2 separate regions of the Homo sapiens genome follow, and region 2 is linked to region 1. The links are chromatin loops, found by intact Hi-C in ENCODE. Cell type or tissue: PC-3. All regions are shown on one strand. Each heading gives the region's core, and the rest is flanking DNA. Links, peaks and the distances in the headings are about the cores only.

Region 1 (4,988 bases), core at 840-3,339:
TATAAAAATTACAAAAATTAGCTGCATGTGGTGGTGCATGCCTGTAGTTCATGCTACTTGGGAGGCTGAAGTGGGAGAATTGTTCAAGCCCGGGAGGTGGAGGTTGCAGTGACCCGAGATTGTGCCATTGCACTCCAGCCTGGGTAAGAGTGAGACCCTGTCTCAAATAATAATAATAATGATAAATAAAGACAAAGAGAGGCAGAGCAGGACATAATGAAAACCATCTTTTGCAGAGTTCCTGTCTATGCCAGGAGCTTTACAAGACTGTCTCTAATCCTGACCCTTGCCCTGTGGAAGACATACCCTAATTCCCAATTCCTGATCAAGGAAACTAGCAGTGGTACTCACTGGTAAGTAACAGAGCTGGGATTTGAAGTCAGGAGGATTTGATGCTGAAGTGCCTGATCATTTTATGCAGCCTCTTATAGATGCAGAATGTACAATTTTCACAGAGGGATCCTCAGAAGCTAATGAACCCAAGTTTGTCATTTTATAGATAAGGAATCTGAGGCCAGAAAAAGGAGGGGGAATTATTTAAAACCATCAGGCCAGAGAAGAAATTAGCCTAGTTCTTCTGACCTTTAGTCTAGTGGAATGTCAGGATCTCAGCCTTAAAATAGAATCTTCCAAATTGCCACACCTGTTGTGTACTACTTTTGATGGTTATTATCTTTGGCAGTGCTTCCTTGACATGAATGAATTCTACATGAATTTTGAAGTTGTTTTAGAATATATTTTATACATTATTCATAACATATTTATGTAGCTTGTTTTAAAGCCAAGAGAAACCTAGAGCAATAGCTTCTGCTTTTTGGCTGTGACCCTACATTTTATATCTTATACACACATATATGTAAAAATTGTACATTATATGAATAATTGAAACATGTTTTCTGAAATAGTACTTGTCCTTACTCTGTGTGACACACTTTGGTATTTTCTATTTTCATTTACTCTGTTCTATTTTGTTAAAAATATTCTGGTTATGAACCATCTAAATTGATTTCATGACAAACTAATGAACGGTTCATGACCTACAGTTTGAGACATTATGGCCTAAAACAATGTCAACATCAAACATGATTTAAGAAAAAAGTCATTACAGAGGAGATAGAAAGTTGCCAATTATCTTTGGTCATAAAGGTAAAAATAGTAAGCTTTGAGTTTCATAACATCAAAAAAGAGATTGTATACTTGTAAAAAACAAAGTGGCACAGACTTGGATTCTCTGCAGACCATGGCAGATCTGTGATGCTCCTGGTATTATGTGATGCTGAGTTTTATTTTCTGCCTGGATTTCTGAACTAACTGGATACAGCTACAGATACAGACTAGAGTGGTTGCTAGAACTGCAATGCAGTAGGCCCAGAGCCTGCCTCTCCCTGACCCAGGCAGATGGCCTCTAGTCTCAGGCCCTAGGAAGTGCCCAAGGTGTGTAGAGTGTACATTCATTCCATATAGTGGTGTGTAATTAAGGTCTGATGCTTTATATATTAGCATGATGGTAGGCAACTGACCCTCCAGATCCCCTCCAGAAGCTTGTGCTAATTTCACCTGATGTCGCCAGCTTCCTTAGGTTTGCACTACTTCTTCCTGTAGTCTCTCTTCTTTAGCCTCCTTTCTCCAAAGGGGTATGGAATGGCTGCTCCCACTGACTCCTGACTCCTCCTCCTTATAGCTCCTTCCATTGGTACATCAGCCTACTACACGACAACCAAGTTTTCTCTTACTTCTTTTAGGATCTATATTTTCTCCATCTATCCAACCATCCACATCCATCAGTGCTTCATGCTAGGAAAGTTTTGTCTTAGGGTTAATATTTAATCCAAGACCTGACTCATGAGAATGACACACAACTGAAGACCTGGCAGAACATCATAAGGAAAAAAAAAAAAGGCAAGTGCAGAGCCCTAAGGCAGAAACAGGTCTGGCATGTTTAAAAAGTGAAAGAGCCAAATTGGTAGAGCAAAGGGACCATGGGGAGAGTGGTACCTGATGAGATTGGAGAAGGTGTTGACCAATCAGAGCAGTCATGAACAGGTAGAGACCAAGTCATGAGGGGCCTTGTGGATCATAGTAAGGTATTTGAAATTTATTTTTGTTGTAGTGGGAAATCATTGAAAACCTTTAAAAAGAGGAGCAACACAATTGGATTTACGACTTAAAAAGACTTGCTCTATAAAACTACAATGAGATACCACCACACACAGGTCAGAGTGGTCAAAATCCAAAACACTGAGAGCATCGAATGCTGGTGAGGATGTGGAGCAACAGGAAGTCTCTCATTGCTGGTTGCTGTGCAAAAATGGTACAGCCACTTTGAAAGATACTTTGGCAGTTTCTTACAGAAGTAAACATATTCTTAGCATATGATCCAGCAATTGTGCTTGGTATTTACTCTAATGAGTTGAAAACTTATGTCCACACTTGTGGCCACACAAAAACCTGCACAGAGATGTTTATAGCAGTTTTATTCTTAATTGTCAAAAATTAGAAGCAACCACAATGTCCATCAGTAGGTGAATAGATAAATAAACTGTGGTAGATCCAGACAAGGGAATATTATTCAGCACTGAAAAAAAGTGAGGTGTCAAGTCATGTAAAGATATGGAGGCAACTTAAATATGTATTACTAAGTGAAAGGAGCCAATCTGAAAAGGCTGCATACTGTGTGTGTGTGTGTGTATACATATACATACATATACATATACCATTCTAGCTGGTGTGTGAAGAGTAGATTGTATAGGGTCAAGAATCAAGAAAGGAGGCAGGAAGTCCAGTTAGAAGGACCTTACAGTAGACCAGTTGAGAGATGTCAGGGACTTAGATTAAGATTTTGATGATTAATATTGTGAGAAGTAGTCAAATTTGGGATATACTTGGAAACATTGTCACCAGGACCTGCCAGTGAATTAAACATGGAGTATGAGGGAAAGAGAGCAATCAAGGGTGATTTTAAGATTGCTGGCTTCAACAATTGTGCAAGTAATAATGTCATGGACAAAGATGAAGACTTAGGGAAGAGGAGATTTGATGTGTGTGTGTGTGTGTGTGTGTGTGTGTGTGCACAACAGGGTAGTAGGGTAGAGAGAGAGAGCAGGAGGGAGAAAGCTATCAATAGATCTTTTGGGACCATATAAGATTTGAAATGCCGATGACCATGTGGAGACAGTTTCAAATATCTGTCTGGAATTTGTGGGAGATGTATAAACTAGTGTATAGGTTTGGGACTATCAAAGCAATGATGCTGGTTATAATAATGAGACTGAAATCATCCAGAGGGAGAAAGTAGTTGGGAAGAGATGAAGGCTGCATTCAGAGCCCTAGGTTGAGCACAATAGGAGATTACAGCAAAGGAGAAGGAATGGTCATTAAGGTAGATGAAAGACAAGACAAGAATAACATCTTAAGAACTTAGAAAAGAATGCATTTCAATTTCCTCCTCCTAAGAGGTTAAATGTGTTGAGGACTGAAAACTTATCAGTGGTCTTGGCAAAACGTAAGTCTTTGGCAACCATGATAAGAGCCATTTTTGGTGGGTAGAAATGATGTAAGCCCAGCTGGGGTGAGTTGAAGAGTCAGTGGGAGATAAGGGGGTAATTGCAGGAACAAGGTCCTGAGAAGCTGAGAGGAGATGAATTCTGGAGCAGAGAGAATGGTTTGTTTTGCTTGGAGGAGAAACAACATATTTTCACCATATCCCTATGGCAAGAGAGTGAGTGATGGCGGGAGACATTTGCTGAGAGTGAGGTTTTAGATGTTTAAGGGAGTAGAGAAGATCTATTCTAGAAGAGAGACAATGTAGAGAAGACAGCATAGTTGTCTTGGAGACTTGGAAAGCGAATCCACCAGGCAAGAAAGTAGGATTACTGGAAGTGTAGACACCTGTGCTTACAAATGTAAAGCAAATCCAATCATCATGATCATGATGTGATTTCCCCAGCAGTGTTGGTTCATTGGGTACAGACTCAGAGTAAGCAGATGGCTGGTTTTATTCACGTTCAGATCTTTCTGGGCTAGTGTGATATACAGAGAAAATGGGGTAAAGGAGGTAAACATGTGTTAGGGGGTAGATATAGTGCTGACCAAGGCACCTGAGCTGGATGGGGAAGAGGATGAGATCATGTGTGTGTGGGAAGTAGGGGGTGAGTAGGTGATGGTGGTGAGAAAGGGAAAGGGACCATGGATTGAGCATCTCAGTGAGGTCCGCATTGCTGGAGTGGGTGCTCTTGAATAAGAGAAGAGGTGGTCATAGAGAGGAGCAGCTTGACATCGCAGAGGGGATGCAGTTATTGGTCGGAGTAACTGGATGAAAAGATAGAAAGTAACCATGGGAGTTGGTGGCTGTGGTGGGATGGAGGAAAAGATCATTGAATCGGATGGAATCAAGAAATGGAGGCACCGATGTGCTGTGCATAGGTTTTCTATCCATGTGGATGTTAACATGTTAACAACAAGAGCCACATGCTAAAGTCATCAATGAATGGGGAGGAAGAATGGGGAGAACTGTAAATGACCAAGGTGAACAGTGGGTGGTCAAGTCTGATGACTTGCACTTCAAAGAAGCAAGGGCTTTGAAGGAGGAAGAGGCAATGGGAAGCAAAGAGGACACCTACCTCCCTTAAGACCCTTTAGGTGTAGAAGGGAAAATACAGCATCTAGTTGACAGGATTCCAGGGCAAACAATGTCTTTGGGGATGGTTAGAACAAGATGGAGAAGGGATTGTCCCCAAAGGAGGTGATGACTGAGCAGGCTCTGGAAAGAGGGGACATGCTAGTTAACTAGATGAACAAGGCAGGGAAGGGCTTTCTATGCAGAAGGAAACTTGTGTGCAAATTGTTCCAAAACAAGAAAAAGCACAACGTAATTGAGAGGCATAAGAGCCCTTTACAGATGCCTTTGGGGTGGCTATAAAGAGTGGGAAGGGCAAGCTAAGACTGGGAGAGACTGGGTGCCATGTGAAAGAACTAGGACTTCAGGAGCC
Region 2 (4,988 bases), core at 1,642-4,141, 80 kb before region 1:
TCCTTTTTTGTCTCTTGTCACAATTGGCCTTATAACTAGATTACCTTCCTGTTACCCTTAATAGAGTGCCAGTGACTTTAGAGATAGATCTAATACCCCCACTCCACCCCCAGGCCCTCCACTGGACACTGCTCATGGTATGCATCTAGAAATGTTGACCAGTTAACTGGACTCTTATGCTTAGTCATATCCCGTGGATCAGCCCCCACATGGCCTTGAGTGAGTTGCTGAGAGAGACAGCACAGCTGCCTATTCCTTTGACCAACCGCAACGCAGGTTTCCATTTACTTTGTGTTCATTTCGGTATGGATCCAGTTCCCTTGAAATGAAATGGGACTTGCAAGGAATTCTTTGTTCTTGCTTTGTAGAAAGAGGCAGAACAGAGAAGACATGTACTTCAGGGGAGTTTTGTGATACTTTTCTTGTCCCAGCTTCTTGTCCTATTCTGTTTCTCTGCAGTCTTTCTTTCCAGAGAAAGTTTGACTCAAAAGATGGTTGGATGTTGGGCTCTGGTTGAGCCTGAGGCTCTTGGCTTCCAGAGTGAGCCCAGCAGCCCTTGTGCTGGCTTGGTGTCTGTAATAGTAAGTTTGTTTAATGAACAAAAAACATAATGACTTTAATTAGGTTTTAGTGTAAATAATGAGCAAGATTACAGAGCAGGTTCTTTTGTCACTCTTATGGAATTTATGGTTGTTTGAAAAGTCAACACTGACTTCTAGCCACTTCTGTCCTCATTTCTTGGTCAACCCAGCATCTTCATTAATCAATAGGGTTGACTTTTGATGACTGAGTGGAAACTCTGAGCTGGACTTTCCTACTTTGGAGTAAGCCCACCCTTCCTCACCCCCATGTCCATCTGGGGCTCCAGTCTTAGCCTAGATGCCCACTCCTGAGGGGCTGTGCTTTGAGAAGATACTGGGCAGGGGTGAATAGAGGGCCAGCAATGTTGGAGGTAGTGGTCCATTCAATGAAAGACAGGCTGGGGAGTTCTGGCCTTCCACCCAGAGCCCGATTCCATCCTGTGCTGAATATCTACTATATTTCAGGTACTGTGCTGCTCACAAAATCCCCAAAGGCTAGAGGGGCTCATAGCAGGCCAGATCAAACCTGCTTCAGAGAAACTGAGAAGGACAAAGGCCAAAAACAAGCACTCATATAAGATCTGGCATATGCCAATAGCCTAAGGCCTCCCATAGGCCAAGACAGAGTCCACAGCCATTTGGGCAATGGGTGCAAAGTGGGCTTTGTGGGATGAGCTGGGGAGGAGCTGAAGTTGCTCTTTGGGTGATCAAGCCTTCTCTATACCCTAAAGGCTGAGATGCCAGTTTCCATGGTTTGTAAAGTTATTTTTTTTTCTAATCTGGTTCTCATTCCCTGTTGTCAGCATTTTATTTGCTAGCCTGGCATCTCCAGCTTCAAAGATACTACCCATGGACCAGTCTCCTATCCCAGGGACCAGCCCCCACATGGCTTAGAGATGCTGAGAAAGAGCACAGCTGCCCTATTTCTTTGACCAACCACAAAGCTGGTTTTCATTTACTGCCCTGAGAGAAACTTCCTGAAGACAGGGGCCTCTGTCTGTATCTGAACTTCTTGGGCAGTGAGTCCCTTTTTCCCTGACCACACCCTCCACTGTCCCTCATGAGAGACCTACCCACTTCCCTGAGCCCCTCCTGATGGTGCCCAATGCAGCTAGAGCTGGCCCAGCTTTCCCTGCCTGGGTCTCTACCAGGAGGTTGATGAGAGCTGTTCTGCCCATGGACTTGAGGGCCTCGTTTCCAGCTTCCAACACATGCTCTCTTTCCACTGGAGGAGAGGGCAGGTTCTGATAATCTTGTCCTCTCTTCCCAGGTGACTCAAGATTGGCCTCATGAGTAGGGCTCACCAGCCTCAGCTCTCTGGCACAGCCCCATGCTCACTGGAGCTGTGGTGTGGAGGGGCTTGAGTGTGCCTGATGGAGGGGCAGGCAGCACCCTAGTGTGTTCAGAGAGTAGCAGAAGCCTAGGCTGCTCTGGGCCCCACTGTGTGCTGCAGCCTGGTGGTCATAATGATTTCCCAGTTATTTATTGTCATAACATTAATCACTCTGAACTCACTTGGCATTAATGAGGACATAATGTGTACTTGGACAGGAATTTTTATTGTAGTGCAGCATTAACTAACTGGCCTATTATTTAAAGTGTTACCAGACCTGGTATGTACAAATGGTTTACTTTGCAGTCTCCAAGTGTTGAAACTTTGTATGGTTTGTGTCAAGAAAATAGGAATATGGAACACAAAGAAGGCAGGGGCTGAAGTAATGTGGGGCTGTCTTCTGGCTGTCAGGGATACAGAGTACACTCAAGAAGGGGGTGCCCACTGGTCAGCCTGGGCACCCACCTCTGCCCTGGGCCTCTGCTGGTCTAATTCGTATGTCTGGGCTGGATGCCGGATGTGAGAAGCTTGGGGTGGTATTGAGGTGCTTTCTGAGTTACCACCATGGGGACAAAGAGGAGCAGAATAACAGGATTTAGAATGTAAAAAGGCTGTAGCCTATGCTGAAGATCACGTGTTTTTCAGATTCTTCCTCGATTCTTCGTCAGTGGCAGCTGTAGCCCTTGTCCTCCTGCACCTGCCCATCTGTGGGTCTCCACTCTTCTCCACCATCAGCCTACCCTGTTGAGGCTTGGCCCTCACTGCCCACCCTTACTGAGCATCAGCTCTTGAGATGCTCTGAGCTTCCTGGCCTTTTCATGTGCTATTACCTTGTTTGGCTAATGTCTTTTCATCTTTTGAGATTTAACTCAGGCAACATACCCTTTATGAAGTTTCCTAGTTTCCCCCGCTCCAAAGGTTTATTTAGATGCCCTTTCTATGTGGACCCCTGTTAAGGGCCACACATGCACACATACTGGGGAAATGACTCAGATGAGTATGAGATAGTCCTTGCCAGTTTAGTGTGGAAGGCCAGCCAGCCACACACATCCACATCCACACACACACCCACACACACCTCAGTTAGCTAACAGGAATTTGGTGCATAAAATGCTTTAGAGATAAGGTGCTAAACTATGCAGTCCTTACAGCTAGAGAAGAGTAGACAAATGGACCACTAGGTTGATATTTAGAAAAGGGGAAAATTAGTCTGTACTGGACTTTGCAGAAGAGATAGGAAGTATGCACATCTGTGAGAACGTATTGAGGGGCATATTTGGCTTGGGGAGCAACTGAATGATAGCCCCATCCTGTCTCAATCTATCTGCTTTATGGTTTACAAAGTACTTCCATTTTATCTTCTTTGAACATCAAAACAACATGAGTAGATATGCAAAGAATACATTCGTCCCCATTTTTCAAATGAAAACACAACACAACATGAAACAAAAAAGGAGGCTCAGATAGGTTAACTAACTTAACCATGGCCCTCCCAGCTGACAGCCTGAAGCAGAGTGAGACTTCCTGCCATCATACAGGGATTGTTGGTGAATTACCAAGTTAAAGTTGATTTTTTTTTTTTTTTTTTTTTTTTTTTTTTTTTTTGTGATAGGGTCTTGTTCCACCACCCAGGCTGGAGTGCAGTGGGACAATCTCAGCTCACTGCAACCTCCACCTCCTGCGTTCAAGCATTTCTCCTGCCTCAGCCTCCCCAGTAGCTGGGATTACAGGTGCCTGCCACCATGCCCAGCTAATTTTTGTAATTTTAGTAGAGACGGGGTTTCACCATGTTGGCCAGGCTGGTCTTGAACTCCTGAGCTCAGGTGATCTGCCCGCCTCAGCCTCTCAAAATGTGTGAGCCACGGCGCCTGGCCAAAGTTGATTTTCGAATGCAAGAGTTATGCTTGCAGCTTTTACTCCACATTGACTTAAGCTGTGTTCTGAATGAAAAGAACATTGCATTGAGCTCAATGGTTCCATCGGAAGGTGAGAGATGAGAAGGAGTCAAATAATGTTAGTCGAAGTTGTCATTTGTGCCCATAGATGCTGACTGGTGAAATCCAGGAGGAGCTGAGGAATATACTGTCATTTGTGTACAGTGAGTAAACAGAGCCTCCTTTAGAAAAAAACAAGTTGCAGGTGACACATTTTTTTTTCTAAGAAGACACATAGCAGCCATTCAAATGCCAGCATTAAGGGATCAGGGAAAATTCACAGGAGTAGAAGATTGAATCATTGAGTGTGTATAGTGAGTGGTATAAAAGAAAATGAGGATTTTAAAGAAGAATTCACATGTAATAAGGTTTTCCATTTGCTGCATTGCATTCTCCAGTTCAAGTTAATCCATAGACTAACCATATATGGATAACCAAGGCTAATTAGAAGTAGTAGTCATGTGATCCAAGAACAAGTGTACTGGGAAGAGAAGGAAAGGAAGTACGAATGTGCAGAGCTACAATGGCAAATATGTCTTTGACTCAATGAACAACACTCATTGGTGATTTGTACCTACCCCACATCAGTTGCTGTATACATTTTTGAATGAATAAATGTGTAATGAATGTGTCTACAGCTCTGCTCTTGGACTATGACCTATGCTTCCACATTATAACATTATAACAAACACATGGCTTTGGTGTTTTCCTTTTGATTTTGACTGGCACTGTACCCAGTGGTCTCTTTATTACTTCCTGCTGCCCCTTAAGAGTCAAGGCATAAACCTTGTTTTTACCCCTAACTCAGCTGTGAGGCATTCCTAGAAGCCAGCTAAGCCTGGCAGGTGTGGAGTGGGGTGAGCTGAGGATGTGCCAGCCTGTCTTTGGGAAGATAGCTCGTGGATTGGCAGGAGGTACAGATGTAGTGTCAGACAGGTCTGTCTCAGTGGAAAAAGGACTCCTGGCAGTAATCAGGTCTCACAGAGAAACTTCCAGGGGCCTGAGAGAAGGCCAGAGCCTCATCAAAATTGTCACTCAGAAAGAGTAGGGCTTCAGTCCTTGTGGAGTCTTCTCAGCAAACCAAGCTTAAGATCTATGTTAGGGTAAGTAATGTTAGTGTTTGCATGGTTATAATGAACA

The links. A loop is a pair of places that touch in the nucleus more often than their neighbours do. Peaks named below come from ENCODE experiments on the same cell type or tissue, not always from the same donor. Only the 100,000 strongest peaks of a DNase experiment are listed, where the experiment ranks them.
Region 2: a loop joins it to region 1, with 2.8 times the contacts of the local background. A loop is called at or near these places in 1 of 110 quality-filtered maps.

What each region holds. Positions count from the first base shown.
Region 1 is chr2:19,679,568-19,684,555 of GRCh38, reverse strand. All of the region lies in intron 1 of LOC124905977, which reads left to right. Among named protein-coding and RNA genes, the nearest start is that of LINC00954, 190 kb to the left of the region's middle. In PC-3, for the core only: no CTCF peak of the experiment used is centred there; a DNase peak (open chromatin) is centred at 1,885.
Region 2 is chr2:19,760,324-19,765,311 of GRCh38, reverse strand. No RefSeq gene overlaps it. Among named protein-coding and RNA genes, the nearest start is that of LINC00954, 110 kb to the left of the region's middle. In PC-3, for the core only: no CTCF peak of the experiment used is centred there; no DNase peak of the experiment used is centred there.